Linked DNA regions of Homo sapiens: region 2 is linked to region 1. A link is a contact called in ENCODE Hi-C or POLR2A ChIA-PET data. All regions are on one chromosome and are shown on one strand. Each heading gives the region's core, a stretch centred on a gene start or an enhancer-like site at or near the end of the contact. The rest is flanking DNA. Distances are from core to core; before and after follow the strand shown. Region 1 holds the start of IL12B-AS1 (IL12B antisense RNA 1). Region 2 has its middle 54 kb from the start of LINC01845.

Region 1 (6,461 bases), core at 1,191-3,690:
ACCCCACGTTACACACTCCTACTTCCTGGAGTATGCTAAGGGCTTCCCAACACTGGTGCCAACATCAGCATGCCAATGACGCTTGGGTGGGCATCTCTTTTTTAAGTTTTGTTTGTTACCTTTAATTAGAAAAGGGAGTTATTATTAAAGAATAAAAAGATATAGTCACAGATGGCATGGGTGGCACATGCAAAGATCCCTAGTTTGAGGGCCAGGCAGACTTCTAGAACTGTGTGACTCTGGGTGAGTCACTTGGCCCCTTTAAGCCCCACACTCCTGATCTATAAAATGGGCATGCTACTGTGGTAAGGAGTTAGTGACATAATTCACGTGAAGTGTCATGGTGCCTAGATGAAGTCAGGACCCACTATTTGCTCCCCTCCTTCCACAGCATTTACTACAATGGCAACAATACAGTCTCTTCTTTACTGTTTGTCTTCTCTGCCACACTGAGTGAACTCTCTTATGCCATGGATCATGTCTATCTTGTTTTGCACTTTACCCCCAGAGTCCAGCACAGAGGGATTCCATGACTTATTAGTAGCATGAAGGAATGTACGGAAATCATACAATTTCAGATTCCAGTAAACTAAACTCTAAGAGGTTACCCACATTCCATCTAGTATCTTGCAATTCCTTGTTTGAAAAAGTGGGTCATCACCTGGGGTTTAGTAATCCCTTTGTTAAAATGACATTGTTGTTGCACACAATTTTACCTGGGCAAGTAAAAAAACCTTTTTTTCCCCCTTCTCACAGATTTAAAAACTCTTTAGGAAGCAATAATAGCTTTTCATTTTTTAACTGGGGCCAAAGTTAGTTAATCCACAAGAATGGGGATCCCAGCTGTCATTTTGGTTGATATCACAACTGACGACCAAGACCATCACAAATATGGGAGCAAGTCTGATTTGTAACATTATTATAATTATGAATCCAATTACTTTAAGGAATGCACGAAAGGCTTTTTAAAAATTTCAATAGTAAGGCAGGCACCACTCACTTTAGCTCTATACAATCCTTTAACTGATGGGCATTAACATTTAGGAATATACTTTTATACATCAATACACACCACTTCAAAATAAGATAAAACAAACATTTCCACAAACTATGCATACACACAGATCTTGCTATACAGTTATTATTAGGTGGCTTTTAAAATGGACACTGTACATCGGTCCCTAGAGTACTAAGTTTTCACTAATGTTCCAGCAGATGACTCACCAGGGATGCTTCCAGGAATCCACCAACTCCCTCCTGCCAGCTGCTGGGGTAGCACACTAACGGTTTCTACACCTGGACAGCTGCAGGCCCACAGGGAGGGGAGGGAGGTAGGGGCTTGGGAAGTGCTTACCTTGCTCTGGGCAGGACGGAGAGTCCAATGGCCCTGAAACAGATGTTGTTTCTTCTGCTGCTGTTGCTGGTACTGGAACTTATATACTCTACTCCTTTCTGATGGAAACTTAAACTAGAAACTGACTTGTTGCAACATTGAAAACAACTCTCAAAACCTTCTGGGGGAATTTCAAGAAGTTCCTTTTTTGTTTGTCTCTCTCTGTGTGTGTATCAATAACGAGGAGGGAACATAGACATCAAAATCCCAGGTAATGAACTAAGAGGAAATGACTTTTGGGTGGGGAATAAGGAAGGAGATGGAGATGCTAATTTCTCTGGGTTTACATCATGGCCAAGGTGCTTGGAGACAGCACTAGGCAGATTCCCTGGGTTCCACAGATCGAGGAAGAAGGAAGGCCAAGGGGCGGTCAGACGGGAGGCTGAGTTCATGTCGGGATGGAACAACTGTATGCCCAAGGGCTTAAAAACAAAATCCTGGTTCTTCCCAAGTCAGAGAGGATGAGATGAAGGGCAAAGGGTTTAGTACATCTGGGGCGCCTTCCTCCACATTAGTCCTTTAATTTCAGAAACATACTATTTACCACCCATCTTGGCTCCATGCACCTCTCCCCACATTCCCCGAGTGGGAACACACGCGTGCACACACACACCCATGCACATTTCATACAGACACAGACCTGGGGAGATGATAAAACTGCGTGTACCACTAATAAGACTCAAATATGTGCACATCCTGTGCTCATAGGTACTCGCTCATAGGGGCGGATGGGAGCAGAAAGTGAAATACCCTCAGGGAGGCATACAGACAACCACACTCAAGGCACCCCCCCTTGGGCACCCAGACTACATCCTCATTTCATTTGCACACAAATCTATGGCCCTAGGGGCTCCGTGCAGATGCACAGGAATAGCGGAATAAAGATATCTCTCGTGGTGGAATTTCAAGTTGCTAAGAGGTATGCAAAGGTGTACACCGGTGTGGACCCCCCCATCCCCCGCCCAGTCTGCACGTGAACAGGAACATGTACCTGCACGTATACCAGGTACACGCAGACAGATGCGGGCCATCCCCAGAGCCGCCGACAGAGGTCGCTGCGAGACGGTACCCGCGCCCCACAGTCCACCCGCTCCTCGGAGTCCCCCCGCGCCCCGGAGTCCACCCGCGCCCCGGAGTCCACCCGCGCAGGTCCACTTCTCCATCCCTGCTCTCGACCTCCGCCCCTGCGGTGGGGGAAGTTCCTGGGGCGGTGGCTGGGACCAGGCCGGGTTTTAGGCGGGCGCAGATTTCCGGGCTAACTTTCCTCGCCGTCTCAGCGCGGGAAGGGGGAAATGGGAAACCCGGGCCAGAGCAGCGGAGCTTCCCAGCCGCACACTTCCTCCCTCCAGCCGTTTGTCTCGGCAGGGGAGGGCCCAGGCAGCCAAGCCGGCAGGCCCACTGGTTATCCGACCTTGTGCTCTGGCCGTGGGTGGAGACCTTACATCCAGCTCAGAGCGCCTCCTCCCATCCCCTGTGTCCTCTAGGCCTCCCCAGACTTTGCCTTTTAGCCTTCCAGTGAAACAAGTTCTGTATCCAAGATATACAATTAAGTGGACAAAGCAGATTGCAGGTATGTTTTTTCGTATGATACCATTTGTGGGGTGTGTGTGCGTATGTGTGTAAGTGCACCTGCACTTTTCACAACTGGTATCTCTGAGGCATATGTAACAACTGGGGGAGGGGCTTTTTGTAAACATGTATTAATTTCCTCCGATCCATCACTAAAGTGTACTGAACAGAAATTGACGTGAAGTAGTTTCACTAATTTATTTACAGTGGCTGCACCACCACAGATGAGTCCTTGTGCCCCCCCATAAATAAATACATGCATAAAATAAGACAAGTAAGGTTCAAAATGACACAAATATTTTATTCATGTGTTCGTAAAAGCACCTTGAAAATTAAAAAAAAAAAACTGTAACGTAAAGTCTCAGTAAAAATCCAGCGCCAGTTATGCAAAAGAAGCTTCGAAGTATGCCCTCATCCTCCCTTTTCCGCTCAGATTGCAGCCCGAGGGCTAGTCCTATATGAAAGGGCCCCCAGTGTTCACCTCCACCAGGGACAAGTAATAGGGTTTTAAGAGCATGGGCTCTGGAGTTAGAGAGCTGGATACCCGCACCTGCAAGTTACTTACCTTCGTTAAGCCTCAGTTCCTCACATCTGTAAAATCGGGTTAATAATAGTACCTGATCTCAGGACTGGTGTGAAGATTAATGAGATATGATGGGATGCAGTTAAAGCAGCATCCTGGCTAAACGTTTAATGAATGGCTGCTTGCACTTATTTATTTTTTTATCCTGTCGTGTCCCAGAAAGTCTTTTCGTAGCTCACAAGGGGACATCAAAGATGACAAAGAGGAGTGGAAGAAGACAGAGAGAATCAATGTGAGGAGCCTGGAACAGGGCTCTGAATTGTCTTCCCACAGTGAAATCACTTGTCTATTGCTGAGCCAAGAATTTGACTCTGAGCATCTAGGATGAGAAAGAAGAACTGGCACCTACGCCATCTCTGCCCCTCGGGACTGACTATTTTGGTAAGTTCAGTTCACCCATGGAGGAAGTGGTTCTCGTACTTTATCTGCATGTAACAACAAAATTCAGGTTCTTGGGGCTGATGCTTGGAGATTGTGATTCAGATCTGGGATGGGGCTCAGGAACCTGCATTTTAACAATGGAGGTTCTAATGTGGTCATTGGCAGGTTGTTCTAATGTGGGGGCCACATTAGAGCCTCTCTCGGAGACAGGCTGTACATGGCCAGCCAGCATTCTGGTAATATGAGCCAAATGCCCATTGACCTAATTTTGGAGAAGAGGTTTATCAACATGTCCCACTTCACAATCCAGACCCTGATCCCAGGCAAAATAAACTGATACCTATAAGCTTTCTATTGCTTACCCTATGGGCGAGGAAGGTCTGCTGACAAACAGAGGGCGTGCTGAGCTGCAAGGTTAATGTGTCTGATGATTAAGCTGTGACATGGAGGCAACCCCCTAAAAACCAAAAATAACTTAAAGAATTTTTTTGGCCACAAAAACTTATTTTCTCCTAGAAGAATGCTTTGATCATCTAGTACACATTTCAAATAAAGGAGAAGCCATGTGTACTTATAAAAATTAAAATCTTAGAAAATTACATAAGCAATACATGCATGCATGCTATTGTAAAAACTTCAAACAATACAAATATACATAGAATACAATGTTGAGGCCCTGATTCCTGTGGCTTCCAGAGGTTACCAGTGCCAGCATTCCTGCAGAGCTTCTGAATGCTTCTCTATGTATTTATATCTATCTGGCTATATAAATGGAATCATACTATACATATTGTTCTGCAAGTTGCTCTTTTCTTGCAACAGTCTATTTTGTATTCAGTCACTTGCAGTGACTTGCTAGAGGTCACTTGAACAGATTTCACGTCTGCATCAATTAGGTTGCCCTGGGCTTAGTTTTCTAAGGAGCTCTGCAGTTCCAGGCATCAATCCACTAAGGACTGATAACACCTGGGATAAGAAAAGACTATCTTGTCCTGTTGATGTCTCTTAGGAGCAAATAATTTGCCCTACAAGCTCCATAGCCTTTTCATGAAGTCTCACTTATCACCTGTATACCACTCCCTGACAAGGAGAATGGGCTTATTACAAGGAAAGTGATAGACAAGGCAGGTTTGCCCTACTAGATGGAAAGTGGTAGGCCATTGAGAGTCATGAAACCACCCTCACAGGGTTGACAAGAATTGCATGCTGGGTTCTGGACAGGAATATAGTTATAATTAAGCATTGATTAGGTTGCACGTTGGCCCACTTCCTTGTTGCTCAAAGTCACGTAGCACTAGATCCTGACCATTTGCATCTGCATTATTCCTGTAGATAGGATTTCTGACATTAGGGTCATAAGATTGTGTAGGAATTGATTTGTATCCCTATTGTTCCTTTAGATGGGATCTCTGACATTACAATCAGAACGCTTTTGTTTAAGAATCACTTAAGTTGTTTTTCAGGTCCCCAATTCTACCATATTTCAGTTTGAAAACCCCCACAAAGAAAGGGGATCAGGTTGAAAATACAGCTTCACCCTGTCCCATGACTTCACCATGCACTCTTCAACCAGTCAACCATCTCCAACACATCAGCCCACTCCCAAACTCTTAAAAACCCTAGCCCCAAATGCCACAAGGAGATAGATTTAAGGTTTCTTCCTGTCTCCTCATTTGGTGACCCTACGATTAAACCTCTTTCTCTGCTGCAACCTGGCCTCTCGGCGTATTGACTTGCTGTGTGCAATGGGCAATGAACCTATTATGGATACAGTCACATGTGTCTGTTACATGAGTCCAAGTGATTTGTGCGGCCAGTGAAGTGCAGAAATAGGGCAATTGTGTGGATAATGAAAACTAAGGCTTCTTCCCCCAAATGGTCAGTTGCTTTTGAAGGGATACTTCTAGCCTAGGAGTATGGGAAGTAGCTTCTACCTCCTGCCTCATACATACATGCTCTTACCAAAAGAAGAGTGGAAGTGTCACGGCAGATAGCTAGTCAGACATGAGCAGGGCAGAAGAGGGTTCCCCCGCCACTCCCCGCCCACCACCACTAGGAATGTCAGGCAACCATCAGGTGAGGGTCAGATGGTTATTAAACTGTTTCTCTAAAATAATAATTGGTCACAGCTGGTACCAGGGAAAGGCAGTCTCCCAATAGATAGAACACCTGAAGCTGGTGATTAGCAGCTTCCGGATAAGATCTTAGGAGCTGGGCGAATGGGCTTAAGCATGAGCACTAGGAGGGAAAATGGTCGAATTTAACTGGTGTATGAGCTTCTTCTAAGAACACTCAACTAGTAAGGGAAGAATGCCTCAAGTGAACATGCGTACAATTTCAGTAAACATACTGTGTATGTGGCCCCTCCCAAGTGCTGGCAGGCCACCCCAAGAGAAGAATCAGGGGAGAAGGGAGGCAACCCCCCAGAAGCATGCCAGCATATGCAACCCCAAATCAAAGGTTAAACCATACACTTGAATCTCTCAAGTCACCCTCCCTCTTCCAAGTGTACTTCCTTTTGTTCCTGCTCTAAAA
Region 2 (6,461 bases), core at 2,016-4,515, 81 kb after region 1:
CTAGGACCAAGGAGTTTGAAATTTATTCCTAGTGCAGTATATCAGGTTGTATTTTTATCACTGGATAATCATAGAGTAAAACTAGCTTGATCTGATCCATGTAGAATGGAATATGAGCAAAAAATGTTTTGTATCTGGTTAGCTGCAGCATGGCAAGCCACAATTTCCCTCTAGGCTGTGTGGCACCCTGGAAAGAGAATGGGTGTCGGAGCCAGAGAGATCTGCTTTCAAATTCCAGCTCCATTGGTATACACCCCAAAGAATTGAAAGCAGGGTCTCGTATTGGTACACCATGTTCATAGCAGCACTGTTGACAAAATGGAATCCCCAAATGGAAGCAATCCAAGTGTTCATCGACAGAAGAATGATAAACAAATGTGGTATATAGGGTGAGCATGATAGCTTATGCCCATAATCCCAGCCGAGGCTGAGGCAGGTGAATCGCTTGAGCTCAGGAGTTTCAGACCAGCCTGGGCAACATGGTGAAACCTTGTCTCTACAAAAAACACAAAAATTAGCTGGGTGTGGTGATGCATACCTATAGTCCCAGCTACTTGGGAGGCTAGATGAGAGGATCACTTGAGCCAGGAGGTCGAGGCTGCAGTGAGCCAAGATGGTGCCATTGCACTCCAGCCTGGGTGAAAGAGTGAGACACTGTCTCAAAAAAAAAAAAAAAAAAGTGGTATATGCACAAAATGGAATATTATTCAGGCTTAAAAACAAGGGAAATTCTGACCTGCTACAACACGAACATGTTAAGTGAAATATGCCAGTCACTAAAAGACAAATACTGTATGATTTCACTTATATGAGGTAGCTAGAAAAGTCAAATTCATAGAGACTGAAAGTAGAACGGTGGTTAGAAGGGGCTGTGGGGAGGGAGGAATGAGTAGTTGTTGTTTAATGAGTGTAGACTTTCAGTTTTGCCAGATAAAAAGAGTTCTGGAGATTGGTTGCACAATAATGTGAATGTACTTAACATTACTTAAATGTATGCTTAAAGTGGCTAATGGTTAAGATGGTACATTTTGTGTTAAGCGTTTATGTTATGCGCAGCTAATTTTTGTACTTTTTATAGAGACGGGGTTTTACCATGTTGCCTAGGCTGGTCTTGAACTCCTGGACTCAAGCCTCCAAAAATGCTGGGATTACAGGTGTGAGCCACTGCGCCAGGCCCTGTTACTTGTTTTTAATTAAAAAATTCCAGCTCCATCACTTACTGATGGTGTGACTTGGTCAATTAATCCCTCTAGGCATGAGTTTTCTCATTTATAAAAGGAAGACAATATCTCATAGCTGTTCTGAAAACAGACTTCAGTGCTGTCTGCTTCCAATCTTACTTTGCATAATTTGGAATCTCAGGCTCCCCAGGCACACAGCTTAAAGAACCTTTCAGTGAATCCCAATTGAGTTGTCCTTGTACCTAGTACATAGTAGATGCTCAGTGAACATTTGTTGACTTGCTGGCTGACTGAATCCACTTATGTAGATATGATCTAAAAGGAAGCATATGTGTAGGGAGCTATGTGCCTAGTACATAGTAGGCATTCCATAAATGTTTATTGGACAGATGAATGTGTACACACCTGACCACAAACTGTGGCAAAACAACTTGCTTGCTCCAAAATGCACACATTTTTTCCCCCACGTTGTACCGTAATGGTTGCTTTAGAAAACAAACTGAAATCCCTACTGACTGAGTCTCATGTTAGCACTGTTGCTAGAAAAAAAAAAAAACACCCCAGATTTCCACAAGTATTGTAGTTTAAACAATGCAAAGTTATTCTCTTACAGTTCTGTGGGTCTGACATGGTCTCACTGGGCTAAAATCAAGGTGTCAGCAGGGGTATGTGCCTTCTGAAAGCTCTAGGGGAGGATCTCTTTCCTTGCGCATTCAGGTCGCTGGCAAAATTCATTTCCTCTGGTTGTAGGACTGAGATGTTGTTTCCTTGCTGGCTATCACTGAGGGACATTCCCAGCTTCTAGAGGCCACCCGAATTCCTTGACTCACGCCCAATTCTGCCATCTTCAAAGTCAGAAACTCTTCTTTCCTCTCACCTCTCTGACTCATTTTTAAGGAAACTGACCCCGTTTTTAAGGACTCGTGGTTGGATTAGGCTGTCCTGGGTAATGCGGGATAATCTCAGAGTACTTAACCTTAATCTCATTTGCACAGTCCCCTTTGCTATGTCGTAACATATTCAAAGATTCTGGGGATTAGGTCATGGATATATTTGGAGGGGTTATTATTCTACCTATTGCAGCATCCATTATCACTTTAGAATGGAATGGTTTCTCAGAACAGGCAGTTGTCTGTCTCCCAGCAAAGAGCTCCAGAAAACTAGGCCAATGAAAGGGAAATTTGGATGAAGGCAAGAGAGGTGAGGCACTGGCAGTAAATGTGATGGCAGGCCTGCAAGGGATGCTACAGAAAGAGGTTCCTGGTTTCATGGAATCCAGGTTATTAAAAGAAGAAATATTCACAAATGCCAGGAAAGTTAAATTTCATGTCTCTTACAATTTCCCTTCAGATCAGTTCTGCCAAAGATAAAGCGATCTTCACCTCTGTGAAAAACAGTAATTCCTTTCTCCATGATGTTCATGATTTGGTTGATGGGTTATTGGTTCATCGCTGCAATTATAATTGAAGGACATTGTCTTTGCTGGTTTGGTGAAGCTTCCAGATGTTATTAGAAGGGGTGTTCCTTTAAGCTCACCCAGCATTCTCTCACTTATAGCTGGGCATTAGCTATACAAGAGCTATTTGGTCTCTGAGAGCAAAGGTTCAGCCACTAAGGAAGGACCTGGTGTCCAACGTAGGCCTTTAGATTATTTCTGGAGCTTGTCTCCAGGGCCTAAGAGGTGACTCTGGCAGGACACCATCTGTTTCAACCCTATTTTTTTTCTTCTTTCTGCCTCGGCAATCCTCTTTTTTTCTTTTTCTTCCTTTGTCTCTTCTCTCCTTTCTAGTGTTCTGATGTTTTAGGATCAAAATAATGAAAAAGAATAGAAACCATTTCAACTCAGAAAATAATTCAAAGATGGGAAAAAGGTGTGTACCAAATTCATTGCTCTAATCATTTCTGTTCTGATAAAAGGAGTTTACAGCAAAGGAATAACTTTTCTGTGTCTCTGAGGCTTTGGAAAAACAAGGCATCAAGAAGCTTTGGGGTGTGGTGGGTGTGGTGGGGCAGCCTACTGCTTGTTGAGGTAATGCAAACTAAGGAGAAAGAGGTGTTAGCTTCCTCCGAGGCCAGGGCGTTTTAGGCTGCAGGTAAACCATGGATGTGGTTCTACAGATGTTGCCACAACAGGAAGACAAAATCTCACAGCTAACAGAGGTCACAGCTTTTGGAAACAGTGGTTGCGACACAGAGGAAACTCCCCCTCCCAGCCCTACCCCAAGCACATCCTTGCTTCTCTCAGTCACGCCAGTTACACCAACAGGGGCAGCTCTGGGGAGGACATTTGGAAAATAGTCAAGAGAGGGTGAAACCGCTGGCATGATGTCACCAACAAGAGGCTACCCCCTGGGGAAACCTAACAGGAAAAAGGTAGTTGAGCCAGGAAAAGCCACCAGACCCTTTCTCTTGGCTTGAGGCATCATATACATTTGAATAATAATCAAATTAACAATGTAATATGACTGTTTAGCAACAATGATGTGCTAATCATGGTTTTACATGGATTATCTTTAGTCATTAAATTCTCTACATCCTAGAGATGCGGAAATTGAGAATGAGAGAGGTTATGAGAGCTTTGAAAGGCCACAGAGCATGTGTTGTGGCTGAGATTCAAGCCCAGCTTTACTGATTTTAAAGCTTGTCTTCTCTTTCCCTCCCTTGCTTCCTTTTTTTTTTTTTCAATTTTCTTTCTTGCTTCATGTGCTTTTTTTTTAAAGAAATAAAATGTTACCCCCTCATCGATAATCCCTTTGTGTCTCTGCTGTCTGCCCTGTCCCACCCGCCTGCCATCCTTGCCAGCAGCAGCCTCTCAATTGAGGTTAGAGTTTCTCTCCCACCCTTCATTATGCATGTTCATGGCTATAAACAATCAGTATGCATGTTTTAAAAATTTACGTATATGAGAAAGAGCTTAAAGTATTAATTTACGGAGAAAAAAATACAAATGGCTATTAACCATCAGAAAAGATTCATTAAAAAAAGAGTAATAAAAATTCAAACCACATTGAAGCTGGGTGCAGTGGTGCATTCCTGTAGCCCTAGCTACTTAGGAGGCTGAGGTGGGAGGGCGGCTTGAACCCAGGAGTTAGAGGCCAGCCTGGGTAACACAGTGAGACTCCGTCTCTAAAAAAAAAAAAAAAAAAAAAAATTCACTAAAAAAACCCCCTTCACATTGAGATAGCATTTCAAAAATCTGCCAAATCGGTCCATACCCAAGATTTGATAACAGTGTATAGAAGCGGCTGAGGGAAAGACGCACTTAAACTTTGATTGTGGTGAGTAAACTGGTATAATCTCTGTAGAGGGCAATTTGACAACATATAACAAAAATGCAAATGCACAAATCTAGGTGTGGTGGCTCATGCCTATAGTCCTGGTACTTTTGGGAGGCTGAGGTGGGAGGATTGATTGAATCCAGGAGTTTGAGCCTGCAATGACCTATGATTGATCCACTGCACTCCAGCCTCGGCAACAGAGTGAGAAACTGCCTCAAAAAAAAAAAAAAAAAAGCAAATGGCAAATGCACAAAATTATAAAAGAAATCCCATTTCTTATAATTTATCTATAGATAAGTATATGTTTACACATGTTCAAAACTGCATGTGTTCAAGGTTATTCATTGCAGTATTGCTTGTAATAAAAAGACCAGAAATAGTTCACATATTCATTAACAGGGAGTGATTAAATAAGTATGGTGCATCGTTGTAACGGAATCATATGCAGTTGTAAATGAGAATGAAGGCACTCTCTGTACTAATATGGAAAGTTTTCAAATACATGTGAAGTGGAAAAAAAAGCAAGATGCAGAAGAATATATATAGCATGCTGTATTTTGTGCTAATGAAGGGGAAAATAAGCCTATGTATTAATTTTTTTTTGCATATGCATAAAGAAACTGAAAGTTTACATGCAAAACCTAATAGCAGTTTTGCATGTGGGATGTGGAAAGAGGGGCGGTATGAGGTATGGGAGAAGATTTTTAAATATATTTCTTAATTTTTTTTGAGATAGCCCATGTGGATGGACTATGTTACCTATTCCAAAAATTAAATTAAAAAGTTAAAGTGGTTTTATGCTGTACAAGTGATTCTGTAACCTTTTCCAATCAGGTTTATTTTATTTATTTATTTATTTTGAGACAGATTCTCGCTCTGTCGCCCAGGCTGCAGTGCAGTGGTGCCATCTCGGCTCACTGCAAGCTCCGCCCCCCAGGTTCACGCCATTCTCTTGCCTCAGCCTTCCGAGTAGCTGGGACTACAGGCGCCCGCCTCCACGCCCGCTAATTTTCTGTATTTTTAGTAGAGAAGGGGTTTCACCGTGTTAGCCAGGATGGTCTCGATCTCCTGACCTCGTGATCCGCCCGCCTCAGCCTCCCAAAGGTTTATCTTTCTGAATTTTTATCCGTGTGGTTGTGCCCTTGATTTTTCCATTAATTATGCTGCCTTGAACTGTAGAATTTTACAGCTGGAAAAGCTCTTGGAGAACACCTAGTTTCCAGCTTTTATATTACAGGAAAGAAAAATGAAGGTGCAGCAGTGGCAAGTAATTACTGAGAGTAGCTCAGCAAGTCAATGGCAGAATTGGGGGTTTGGCCTCAGACCTGACTCTGATTCAGAGGCTGGGACTGCCTTTCTTCACCCCATCCTCAACCAATGCCAAAGCCATCTGCCGAGTCTTAAGAAGAGATTGGTAACTTTACATGTTATCCTTTCCTAGGCACATTTGCATTCAAAAACAAAACAAAGATAACAACAGACAACAAAACCCAGTGGTCACTGTTGCAACTGATTGTTCAGACCTCAGAAGTCAGGGAGATGCTTTGGGATGAGAGATATGGGGTGGGATGGTAATAGTGGTTGGGCCGGTAGTCAAGGACACGGTAAACTTTCTAATATCTCCATTCTCCTACAAAATACATAAATCAGTTAAAGGAAAAGAAAAAGGCAAATAAAACAAAAAACAAAAAACAAAACAGCGAGGTTATCACTAGTTCATTCATATAAAGATTGTTTCTGTTTTCAGCTCAGGAAGAACTAATTTGAATTTTATATTAGTGATGACATTGCTATGAATATTATTAATTTAACTAGATCTTATTAGACTTTTTGTTGCCATAGTGACAATACAGGCACTAATAAGCCACAGAGTATGAGACCTCTGCAGGCAGAGTCATCTGGTGTATCTCTCCGCCTACATGCGGAACTCCTCTAAGCCGTTCTGACGGGTAAAGACCTTTTAGGATTTATGTTAATAAATAATGCCAGCCCTTCTGGAGTT

Evidence for each region. Hi-C counts contacts between places; a loop is a spot of excess contacts on that map. ChIA-PET counts read pairs that join two places held with the same protein, here RNA polymerase II (POLR2A). Pooled maps may share reads with other maps.
Region 2: a map of B cell shows a loop between it and region 1 (5-fold over the local background). The contact joins the enhancer-like site here to the promoter of IL12B-AS1 in region 1. A Hi-C loop is called at or near these places in 14 of 168 maps with a recorded cell type or tissue (B cell, CD14-positive monocyte, CD4-positive, alpha-beta T cell and 8 more), 34 of 37 single-sample maps with no recorded cell type and 18 of 50 pooled maps. POLR2A ChIA-PET finds 5 or more read pairs at or near these places in 15 of 52 experiments (B cell, CD4-positive, alpha-beta T cell, CD4-positive, alpha-beta memory T cell and 11 more).

What each region holds. Positions count from the first base shown.
Region 1 is chr5:159,329,078-159,335,538 of GRCh38, forward strand. IL12B-AS1 (IL12B antisense RNA 1) reads left to right here and starts at 2,441. Exons shown (of 5, transcript NR_037889.1): 1 at 2,441-2,963; 2 at 3,705-3,926. It overlaps IL12B (interleukin 12B), which reads right to left and starts at 1,410. Exons shown (of 8, transcript NM_002187.3): 1 at 1,355-1,410.
Region 2 is chr5:159,409,131-159,415,591 of GRCh38, forward strand. No RefSeq gene overlaps it. Among named protein-coding and RNA genes, the nearest start is that of LINC01845, 54 kb to the right of the region's middle. Within about 2 kb of position 3,266, at least 2 of the 41 ENCODE cell types and tissues checked have a DNase peak (open chromatin) inside an H3K27ac peak, as active enhancers do; they include B cell and CD8-positive, alpha-beta T cell, where a contact is called at or near this core.